Linked DNA regions of Homo sapiens: region 2 is linked to region 1. Evidence: chromatin loops called from intact Hi-C (ENCODE). Cell type or tissue: PC-9. All regions are shown on one strand. Links, peaks and the distances in the headings refer to the core of each region. The heading gives the core; the rest is flanking DNA.

Region 1 (5,374 bases), core at 74-5,073:
ACCTCCGCCACCGGGGTTCAAGCGATTCTCCTGTCTCAGCCTCCGGAGTAGCTGGGACTACAGGCTGCACCACCATGCCAGGCTAATTTTTTTAATTTTTTAGTAGAGACGGGGTTTCACCATGTTGGCCAGGCCAGTCTCAAACTCCTGGTCTCAAGTGAGCTGCCCACCTCTGTCTCCCAAAGTGCTGGGATTACAGGCATGAGCCACCAAGCCCGGCCTTTAATTCCCATTTTTAAGGCTCAGAGAGGTACAGTGACCTACCCAAGGTCACACAGTGAGTCCATGGTAGAACTGGTATCTGAACTCAGGTATGTCTGACCCCAGATCCCATGTTATTTTCCTGGCACTTTGCACATGGTGCTAAACAGTGATGACATCATCTCTTTCGGAAAGCACCAAGGATTAGCGTGGTGTGTTCTCTCAGCAGTTGGGAAATAGGATGTGCTGCTTCCATCCATGCTACAAACCCATCTTTGTCATCTTTTGGATACAACCAGAGTGAAGGAAACTTGGAATATCAGTTTCTGACAATTTCAAGCCTGATCTGTCTCCAAATGGAATCAGACATTTCTTGGTGGCAGCTGGCTGAGAACATTCCAGGGCAGCATTTTCCAATGCATATTACAGGAACATGTTCAGAATTGTTCATGAGATCATAGGCTCTGTGAACAAATGAACTGGGGAAATTTGGGAGGGATCAACCAAGTCAAACCTGCTTCTTTACAGCAGGACTTTTCAGAGCCTTTAATGTGTTCACAGGCATGGGAATCTCCAAGAGGATCAGTAGCAAAAAGCATTTTCCAAATAGAATTATGCATGGAATGCTTTCATAGAACACTGTGCAGGCAGGCATGACAGTACACACTTCGGGAAACATGACCAAGTGTGTTCCGAACTCAGCCCTTTAGAGTTCCAAATTGGTTGGGAGGTGGAACCTGCCCTCTGCATTAATCCTACTGTCTTCTTCCCTTAGGTGGGACATGTTAAAGTCCTGTTCGTGGAGAAAAGCTTTCGTGGTTGAATGAGAGAGTTGCAATTGTATCTATTTCTCTAGAGCATTGCCAGTTGCACTTTTCAATAAAAAATCTTCACATTTATGTCCTTATGGCTGTCCAGAGCATCATAGGGTATCTGAAGACTTACAGGCAAGTGAAATTATACTCAGAGATGCATGCAGCATGTTTAGCATTCAGCAAATCGTGGAGTTAGTGTTGGGGCTAGTGTTATTGATATCGTCATTAGACCCAGTTCCTGCCCTTGTGGAGTCCACAGTCTGGTCGAAAGAATAAAACACAGACCCTGCCACTACATTAAAAAAAAAAATTAGCTGGACAAGGTTAAAATGGCCAGGTATGGTTAAAATTGCCAAGCGTGGTGGTGTGTCCCTATAGTCCCAGCTAGTCGGCAGGCTGAGGCGGGAGGATTGCTTGACCCCAGGAGGTCAAGGCTGCAGTGAGCTATGATCACTCCACTGCATTCCAGCCTGGGCAACAGAGCAAGACCTCATCTCTTAAAAGAATAAAATAAAATACACACACCCAACATGATAACTAACAGAGCAGCTTGGTACATCTGCAACAAAGTCCAACTGCAAATATTTTGGAAGTATAGCTATTCTATTCCCCCAAGCACATTAAAAAATCTTTATTAGATTTTTAATTACAAAATTAATACAATGCCCATTGTTAAAAATAAGAAAAAAAACACTTTAGAAAGTAGAAAATAGAAAGCCAAAAGTTTCTCTCTTCATGCTTCAACTCCACCATCCCTAGAGGTAATCAACGTTAATGTGGTGTGGACCCTGCCAGACGTTTTTATGCATAAACAAACATGTAAATAAGGGATTTTCTTTTTACCAAAAAGTGGGTCATAAGATATACACTGCTTGTAACCTACTTTTTTCACTTAACTATACACTGCGGATCTCTTCTTTCAAATATGCCCAGATCAATCTCTCTTCCTACTCCCAGCTGACCCCATAAACCACAGACCCATCCCTTGGGCATAGGATAACTGGCCTGCTTTGTGAACCCCTGAGGAGGGAAAAGCTGTGAGAGCTGGCTCATCTGTTAAACATCTACTGTATGCCAAATGCATGTTCTTGGGGATTGAGACAGATGGAAAAGTGTTCAGATGGAGGGAACAGCATATGCAAAAGTATACAGGTGGGGCTGGGCGAGGTGGCTCACGCCTGTAATCCCAGCATTTTGGGAGGTCCAGGCGGGCAGATCACTTGAGGTCAGGAGTTCAAGATCAGCCTGGTCAACATGGTGAAACCCCGTCTCTACTAAAAATATAAAAATTAGTTGGCCTTGGTGGCGTGTGCCTGTAATCCCAGCTACTTGGGAGGCTGAGGCAGGAGAGTCGCTTGAGCCCAGGAGGTGGAGGCTGCAGTGAGCTGAGATCCATTCAGTGCACTCCAGCCTGGGCAACAGAGTGAGACTCTGTCTCAAAAAAAAAAAAAAAAAAAGAAGTGTACAGGTGGGAAGTTAGGTGAGCAAATCCCCGTAGTATGGGAAACGTACTTCTTTCTTTTCAATGCCTGAAGGCCATCGCATTCCGTGCATGTACCACGATTTATTTGCCCAGTCTCTTTCATTTTGAAATGCTTTTTATGAGAGATTGGAATGTCGCTAGCTTGGTGTGGTCAGAGGCTAAGCACCTAGAGGGCAGTGGGTCAGGTCTCTTTAGGTTTTATCCAGCGTCCCACGCCCTGTGTACACCATGACTATCACATTTATCAGCTAATTTCATGATTGTTTCCCAAGGCGCTTTGAACTGGAATCACCTGAGGTGACACTCTTTAACTTAGAAGCACACAGTCAAATGGCTAAACTTGGCGACACAAATGAGTGACTTGAGCATGTCACCAGCCACTTGTCACATTCACTCACACGCTCAAGGGGTCAGTTGTACTGCAGTAAGCTGGTTAACTAGCATTTGTCAGGCTCTCATGAATTGCTGAAATACAGCAATGGTGGCAGTAGGAGGGATCTAATTGCAAGGGCAAATATTTGTTCCTGTGGACAAGGAAATACGGAAGAGGGGCCCCTTTAGGAGTTTCCCAGGAGGCGTGGTGGCTCACGCCTACAATCCCAGCATTCTGGGAGGCTGAGGCGGGTGGATCATCTAAGGTCAGGAGTTCGAGACCAGCCTGGCCAACATGGCAAAATCCCATCTCTACCAAAAATACAAGAATTATCCAAGCGTGGTGGTGCATGCCTGTAATCCCAGTGACTGGGGAGGCTGAGGCAGGACAATCGCTTGAACTGCAGAGGTTGCAGTGAGCCAAGATCGTGCCACCGCACTCCAGCTTCGGGGACAGAGTGAAAGTCCATCTCAAAAAAAAAAAAAAAAAAAAAAAAAGTTTCCCAGGGAGGCAGTGAGGAATTAGAAAGCCATCGTAATCCATCATAGTTAGTCTTCAAAATGAAACTTGATTGGCCGAAATCAGACACTCAGCCTGTCTGAATGCTCTGATACTATGGACTTGACAAGTCAGGTCTTCCCCGAGTTCCAGCACTTCAGTTCCCCACGAGGAGGCCCAGAGACTAATAAAGCCCAAATAGTTAAAATCTCCAGAATCAGCAAATCCACACAGAAGACCTTACATCATCCGGCTCTGCGGGCTTCAGCTTCAGTGGCCGGTGTGGAGCGCTTTTCAATTGTCTCCATTCAGTTCCTCAAGTGGATCTCGTATGCCGAATGAGATCTTTATCATTTGTCACAGGGGTGATGCATGCTGGGCCTGCTACCGTGGAGTCAGTCCTGGCTGCATAAAGACATCAGCAGCTCGACAAGGCTCTCTCAGCCCCTGCCCTGTGCTGCTGTCTGGGCTGAGGATGCCAGAGCTCCCATGTCATTCACCTGTCCTGGAATGGGGCTGCCTCTTTTCTCATTTTAGCTACGCCCCTCCCAGTGTCAAAGTCAGAACCTCAGAGAAGCGATTTGGTCAGACTGGGTTCATCACAATTCAGCAAGTGGTTATTGATAGGTAGTGGACAGATCCGTGGGTCTGGGGGCTGGTCTCAGCTCTGCCACTTGCTGCCAAGTGCCCTCGGGCACATCGTTAGAGCTCTCCAATAGAAATGGAAATGAGAAAACCTCCCAGGATTCTTGAGAGGATGAAATGAACTAGAGAAAGCAGAGACCTAGGCAAGTCCATGACCGGTTCAGAATAGCATGTCCTGTCTCTAGCAAAATCCACACTATTAAGACATTTGACACAGGCCAGGCATGGTGGCTCACACCTGTAATCACAACAATTTGGGAAGCTGAGGTGGGAGGATGGTTTGAAGCAAGGAGTTCAGAACCAGCCTGGGCAATATAGCAAGACCCATTCTCTACCAAAAAAAAAAAAAATACAAAAAATAAAATTAGCTGGGTGTGGTGGCTCAAGCCTGTAATCCCAGCCCTTTGGGAGGCTGAGGTGGGAGGATGGTTTGAAGCAAGGAGTTCAAGACAAGCCTGGGCAACATAGCAAGAACCCATCTCTACAAAAAATTACAAAAAAATAAAATTAGCTGGGCATGGTGGTGAACACCTGTATTCCTGGCTACTTGGGAGGCTGAAACAGGAGGATCACTTGATCCCAGGAGTTTGAGGCTGCAGTGAGCTATGATCATGCTACTGCACTCCAGCTTGGGTGAAAAAGTGAGACCCTCTTTTGAAAAACAAACAAACAAAAAAAGACTTGTGACATAATATAGCAGTATTGATAAAAATACTTATGGACACAACAATTTGAATGTATGAAAAACCACTTGAACTATACACTTAAAATGGTTAAAATGTAAATTTTATGAGGTATTTTATACCTTTTATTTATTAAGAGACAGTCCCTCTATATTGCCCAGGCTAAACTCAAAGTCTTGAGCTCAAGCTATATTTCTGCCTCAGCCTCCTGAGTAGCTGGGACAATAGTTATGTGCCATCTTGCCTGGCATACACCATGATTTTTAAAAAGAACAATCACTTACTGAACAGTTATTACTTATGATTTTTGTTTTTGTTTTTGTTTTTTTTGAGACATGGTCTCACTCTGTCACCTAGGCTGGAGTGCAGTGGTGCGATCTTGGCTCACTGCGACCTCTGCTTCCTGGGTTCAAGCAATCCTCCTGCCTCAGCCTCCTAAACGGCTGGGAGTACAGGCACCCAACACCACATCTGGCTAATTTTTGTATTTTTGGTAAAGATAGGGTTTTGCCATGTTGGCCAGGCTGGTCTTGAATTCCTGACCTCAAGTGATCCACCTACCTTGGCCTCCCAAAATGCTGGAATTACAGGTGTCAGCCACCATGCCTGGCCCAATTATTACTTTTTTTTTTTTTTTTGATGGCGTCTTGCTCTGTCACCCAGGATGGAGTCTGGT
Region 2 (5,374 bases), core at 134-5,133, 190 kb before region 1:
TAAGCCGAGATCATGCCACTGCACTCCAGTCTGGGCAAGAGAGTTAGACTCAGTATAAAAAAAAAAAAAAGAAAAAAAAAGAAAAAAAAAGATAATATCTGTAAAGTTTTTTGCCCACACTGTGTACAACAGAAATTTGTTTCAGTCTCTCTTCTAAACCAAGAAGCTATGATTTGGTAACCCTCAGACTAGCAAAAATGCTTTCTACTGAGTCCTTTTGCTCTCAGAATCTTCTAGTGGGCAATGTGGCTGAGTGAGCCCAAAAACATAGCGGGATTTGAACTAAGCTAAAATCCCTATTTAGATGTCCTCTGTAAGTTAGATTCCACGCAAGCCTATTTTGTCCTGCACTGCAAGATCCTAATCCAGCACATGGCCATTCATGAGTCAGTGGGACACGCACACTAGCCTGGAACTAATTCCGTGATGGCAGTGGCTGCTATGGCTGTAGGGAGGGTGTCTCCCCATCTCTGTCTGGTTATCCCCACCCCTGCCTTCACCAACTCATTCTTGAAGGCCCCGATTTGCAGAGTGGCCTTATTGCGGGGGTGTCTCTGGGGGTGTACCACCTGCAGGGTTTTTCCTGCACCCTTTGAAAGGAGTTTCTCCTGGATGAATGAGGATTCTTCAAGCTACTTCACATAAACAATGCAGCAGATAAAGGTTTGCCTTCAGATAAGGATGTGCTAAGGAAGATGGGGGAGAAGGTAAGGGGTATCTAGAAATGTCTCCGCCAACCTTGAAGGTAAAAGTCACATTGGTCCTGCCTTCAGACACCCCAGGACCCAGATGAAATTAATTACATCCCCACCCCTGATCCCTGGCCTCTCATTCCCCAGTTGTAGGCATCCAGGTGACCATGAGCTCCATCCATGGAGAACTGAAGGGTCCTCGAACTATCCAGAAGGCAGGACTCAAAAAAGGGGAATGAATTCCCCAAGACGGAATCTCCAAACGGGGTGGTGGCGGCTGGAGAAGGGGAAATGTTTTGGACGAACTGCAGCAGAAGGCTGACCTTGCAATCCTTAGGAAAACGGAGTAAAATGGGAGAAAGATTCTATTGGGTTTTGTTTTGAGACGGAGTCTCACTCTGTTGCCAGGCTGGAGTGCAGTGGTGCGATCTTGGCTCACTGTAACCTCTGCCTCCTAGGTTCAAGTGATTTTCCTGCCTCAGCCTCCCAAGTAGCTGGGATTACAGACATGTGTCACCACGCCTGGCTAACTCTTATATTTTTAGTAGAGACGGGGTTTCACCATGTTGGCCAGGCTGGTCTCGAACTCCTGACCTCAGGTGATCCACCCGCCTCAGCCTCCCAAAGTGCTGGGATTACAGGTGTGAGCCACTGTGCCCGGCCTCTATTGGGTTTTGACATTGTCAAATTATCTTCTATACTGAGAGATTAAATTCAAATTCCCTTTCCTTGAATAACCTTTCTAATGGGCCGGGCATGGTGGCTCATGCCTGTAATCCCTGCACTTCGGGAGGCCGAGATGGGAGGATTGCTTGAGGCCAGGAGTTCATGATAAGCCTGGTTAACATAGAGAGGCCCTATCTCTATCTAAAGAAAAAAAATCCTTTCTACTGACCAGAGACACTTCTTTGGAGACCTTCATTTGGGGCCTAGACACTTAATAACAGTAATGACACCATGGGAAAAGAGCTGTCCAATCAACAACTGGGAATGGGGTAGTTTGGCCTGCAGAGCGGGAAAATCATAGGCAGATGCAACAGACCGCTGAATGCAGAGGTCTGCAAACTGTTTTCATAAAGGGCCAGACAGTAAAAATATTTCCAGCTTTCTAGGCCTTATACTTTCTCTAGCAGTCACTTAACCCTGCTGTTTTAGCTTGAGAGTAGCCAGAAACAATATGTAAACCAATGAGCATGGCTGTATTCCAATAAAACTTTAAAGAAAGGTCAAGGGCTGGATTTAGCCCTTGGGCCATAGTTTGCCAACCCCTGGCTTAGCAGACCAGCCTCAATTGCTCAAACTCCTTTCCCTGTGTTGTTCTTTATTTTAGAGGCTAAGTGCTAGAAAAGCTGGAATCTTCTTCTAAATGCTCCTAAATGCAGGTTGCAGAAAAACCATGAAAGGCCACCTTCAGAGAAGGACATTGACCAAGTAGAAGCAACAGGAATTTGGATTTCTATCCGTACAACAGATGCTCAGAAATGACAATTGTATGCTCTTCCCATTGTCCCTCAATGGAAGGCTGGGTGTTTTAATTAGCTAATGTTGGCAAATTGCTTTGAAGAAAATTGTAAAATGTTTCATCCTACAAGTGCCAAGAGTCTTAATTAGCTTTCCTTAAAGATACCACCTGGAAATGTGATATTGTGTTGCTTGAGGTCCAAGCGTGCAAGAATAACCTGCAGATGAAAAACCGGTTTTTAAGCAAACATCACCGAATAAATGGATCTCTGCATCGACGTCACATTTTCTTCCTCCGGCTGAATCTGATTCCCAGCAGCTGGGGTATTAAACCCCACAAATGGAGGTTGTGGTGGTGGTGGTGGTGGTTTTATTCTGCGAGAGCCTGGTGACAACGGGGGCATGAAACAAATTAACCCATCTATTTGTTGCCGCCGCCGTTGCCTTTAGGATTTTTAGCCTGTGCACTGGAGGCCCGGCTCTGGCGTGTCAAGGTTACAGAGAAGAGGAGGCTGGCAGCCACTCAATCATACAGCAGGGCTGGCTCTCAGATAACCCGGTCGGGGAGAGATGTGTGCATGCTCTGTCGCTCTTAACAGCTGGATAATGAATTTGCACTCCAACACTCTTGTTTCTTGTGGTGGCAGCCACGACAGCAGCAGCATCTGATCTGTGTCACTGTCAGAAGCAAGTGAGATGTAGTTAATATGGACCTTAGCCACTGAGATGCATTGATTTGGAATCTCTGGCCTCTGACAAAGTCCCCGCTAAGTTGGTGGGGCCAGGCCCCGTGTGAGAGGAGGTGGCAGGGTTTAGGGGGAATCAGGGGTCAGGATTCCTCAGTCTTGGCACTAGTGACATTCGGGGCTGGGTGACTGTGGTGGGGGCTGTCCTGGGCACTGCAGGACGTTCAGCAGCATCCCTGACCTCTCCACCCCCTAGATGCCGGTAGGAGCCAGCATCCCCAGCTATGACAACCCCGAATGTCTCCAGACATGGCCTAGTCTCCAGTGTCCTCTGGGGGGCACAATCGCCACTAGTTGAGAGCCACTGGCTTAGGGTTAGAAGCAGGGCTTGGAGTCCCTTTTGTCAAGGACACACCTGGAGCAGGGACCTCATGGAAAGTCAGCTCCAAGGTGGCTCTTGATTTCTGTCTCGCACCCTCAACTAATCCCTCAGCAAATCCCTTCTAGAAGCTACAGCCTGGATGGCGCAGTCTTTTTTTTTTTTTTTTTTTTTTTTTTGAGACAGAGTCTTGCTCTGTCATCCAGGCTGGAATGCAGTGGCATGATCTCGGCTCCCTGCTCCCTCCACCTCCCGGGTTCAAGTGATTCTCCTGCCTCAGCCTCCTGAGCAGCTGGGATTACAGGCACCTGCCACCACGCCCAGCTAATTTTTGTATTTTTAGTAGAGACAGGGTTTCAGAATGTTGGCCAGGCTGGTCTCGATCTCCTGACCTCAAGTGATTCGCCCGCCTTGGCCTCCCAAAGTGCTGGGATTACAGGCGTGAGCCATTGCGCCCGGTCCTGGATGACACATTCTGATCCAGACCACACCTTACCACCCTGGGGCTCCTCTTCCCCTTCCAGCCCCTACATTTCTTGCCTAGGTGACCCAGCATCCTCCCACCTAGTCCCCAGCTCCTCTCGGCTCCTCCTAGGCTGTTCTCCTTGCAGCAGCCAAAGGAACCCTTTGGAAGCTTAAGTGAGAGCATCTCTGGCCCTGCTGGGACCCCCAGGCTCCATCACACTTAGGCTGAAACCCCCAGATCTCTCCCTCGAGGCGTGCATGCTCCCACCTGCAGTGAGGGCGCCTCCTCCAACCCCATCCCCTCTGCCTGAGACCTTCCGTCCACAGACATCCTTCATCTGCTCTGGGTCCTTGCTCAAGTGTCCCTCACCGGAGGCCTTCCCTGACCCCTGCCTTGAACAGCAGTCCTCTGTCTTCCCTAGCCCAGGAGTTATCAGCCTGGGCACCAGTGACATTTAGGTCTGGATAATTCTTTGTTGCGGGGGCTGCCCTGTGTGTTGAAGGGTGTTTAGCAGCCCCCCTGGCCCCTACATTCCAGCACCTCCCTCCCCAGATGATGACAACCAAAAGTATCTCTAGACATTTCGAGATGTTCCCTGGGGGGCAACATCGCCCTGATTGAAAACCACTGCTCTATTCCTCCCGCTTTCGTTTCCCTCACGGCACTCTCTGATATCCTGATATCCTCCCGGTTTGGTTGTTTGCTTGTCTTGCTCCCTGGAATGCAAGCTTTGCAAAAGCAGGGACTTAGGTTTGATTCTTGCTCTATCTCCAGGGCTTGAACTAGAGCTTGGCACATTGTAGGTGCTCAATAAATGTGTTGTGTTGAAGGCATGAACTTCGTACTTTTGAACAACCAGGGGAGGTGATGGGGTCATGGAGTTGGGGCAAGACTGGCCTACAGAATGTGCTTTGCTGGTTATAGATGTCTGCTTTCTGCGAGTTCTTACAAATACAGAGAAAATTTCAGGAAACCTCCAGGAAACCTCATCCAGGAACTGCTCTAAGAAATGCTCTGGGGCTGGACACAGTGGCTTACGCCTGTAATCCCAGCACTTTGAGAAGCCGAGGCGGGTAGATCACTTGAGGTCAGGGGTTCAAGACCAGTCTGGCCAAAATGGGGAAACCCCATTTCTACTAAAAATATAAAATATTAGCCAGGCATGGTGGTGTGTGCCTATAATCCCAGGTACTCGGGAGGCTGAGGCAGGAGAATCACTTGAACCCGGGAGGCGTAGGTTGCAGTGAGCTGAGATCGAGCCACTGCACTCCAGCCTCCAGCCTGGGCAACAGAGAGAGACTCTGTCCCGCCCCCACCACCCCCCCCCCAAAAAAAAAAGAAAGAAAGAAAGAAAGAAAGAAGGAAATGCTTTGGGCACAGGTCTGGGGCAGAGCCCAGCAAGCAGTGTTTTTAACAGGTGCCCGGATGTGTCTGCAGCTCACACTTGGAGAAACACTAGCCTCTGTTAGGAGTTAACTGTCCCTTGGGTGCAAGCATTTGCAAACGGAAGGATAGGGTGGTCAGGAGATTCAGAGAACATTCTAACTTTTGTTTGTGGATGCATTGATGATTTCCTCTGTGGCTAGAGATGGCACCTGGAATCTGGTTATGTAGCAATTTTTCCGCCTTTCCTTTCTTCTCTTCTCTCAGCATGGCTAAGACACCCAAATGGTCAGCTGTGGTTCAGTGC

What was found. Peaks named below come from ENCODE experiments on the same cell type or tissue, not always from the same donor. Only the 100,000 strongest peaks of a DNase experiment are listed, where the experiment ranks them.
Region 2: a loop joins it to region 1, with 5 times the contacts of the local background. A loop is called at or near these places in 3 of 110 quality-filtered maps.

What each region holds. Positions count from the first base shown.
Region 1 is chr12:116,500,735-116,506,108 of GRCh38, reverse strand. It overlaps LOC105370008 (a long non-coding RNA gene), which reads left to right. Exons shown (of 3, transcript XR_945395.3): 3 at 977-1,100. Among named protein-coding and RNA genes, the nearest start is that of LINC02457, 12 kb to the left of the region's middle. In PC-9, for the core only: no CTCF peak of the experiment used is centred there; a DNase peak (open chromatin) is centred at 2,778; H3K27ac peaks cover 2,179 bases.
Region 2 is chr12:116,695,312-116,700,685 of GRCh38, reverse strand. It overlaps LINC03088 (long intergenic non-protein coding RNA 3088), which reads right to left. Exons shown (of 2, transcript XR_007063473.1): 2 at 2,507-2,831. Among named protein-coding and RNA genes, the nearest start is that of LINC03088, 36 kb to the right of the region's middle. In PC-9, for the core only: a CTCF peak has its summit at 3,158 (motif pointing right); a DNase peak (open chromatin) is centred at 2,395; H3K4me3 peaks cover 827 bases.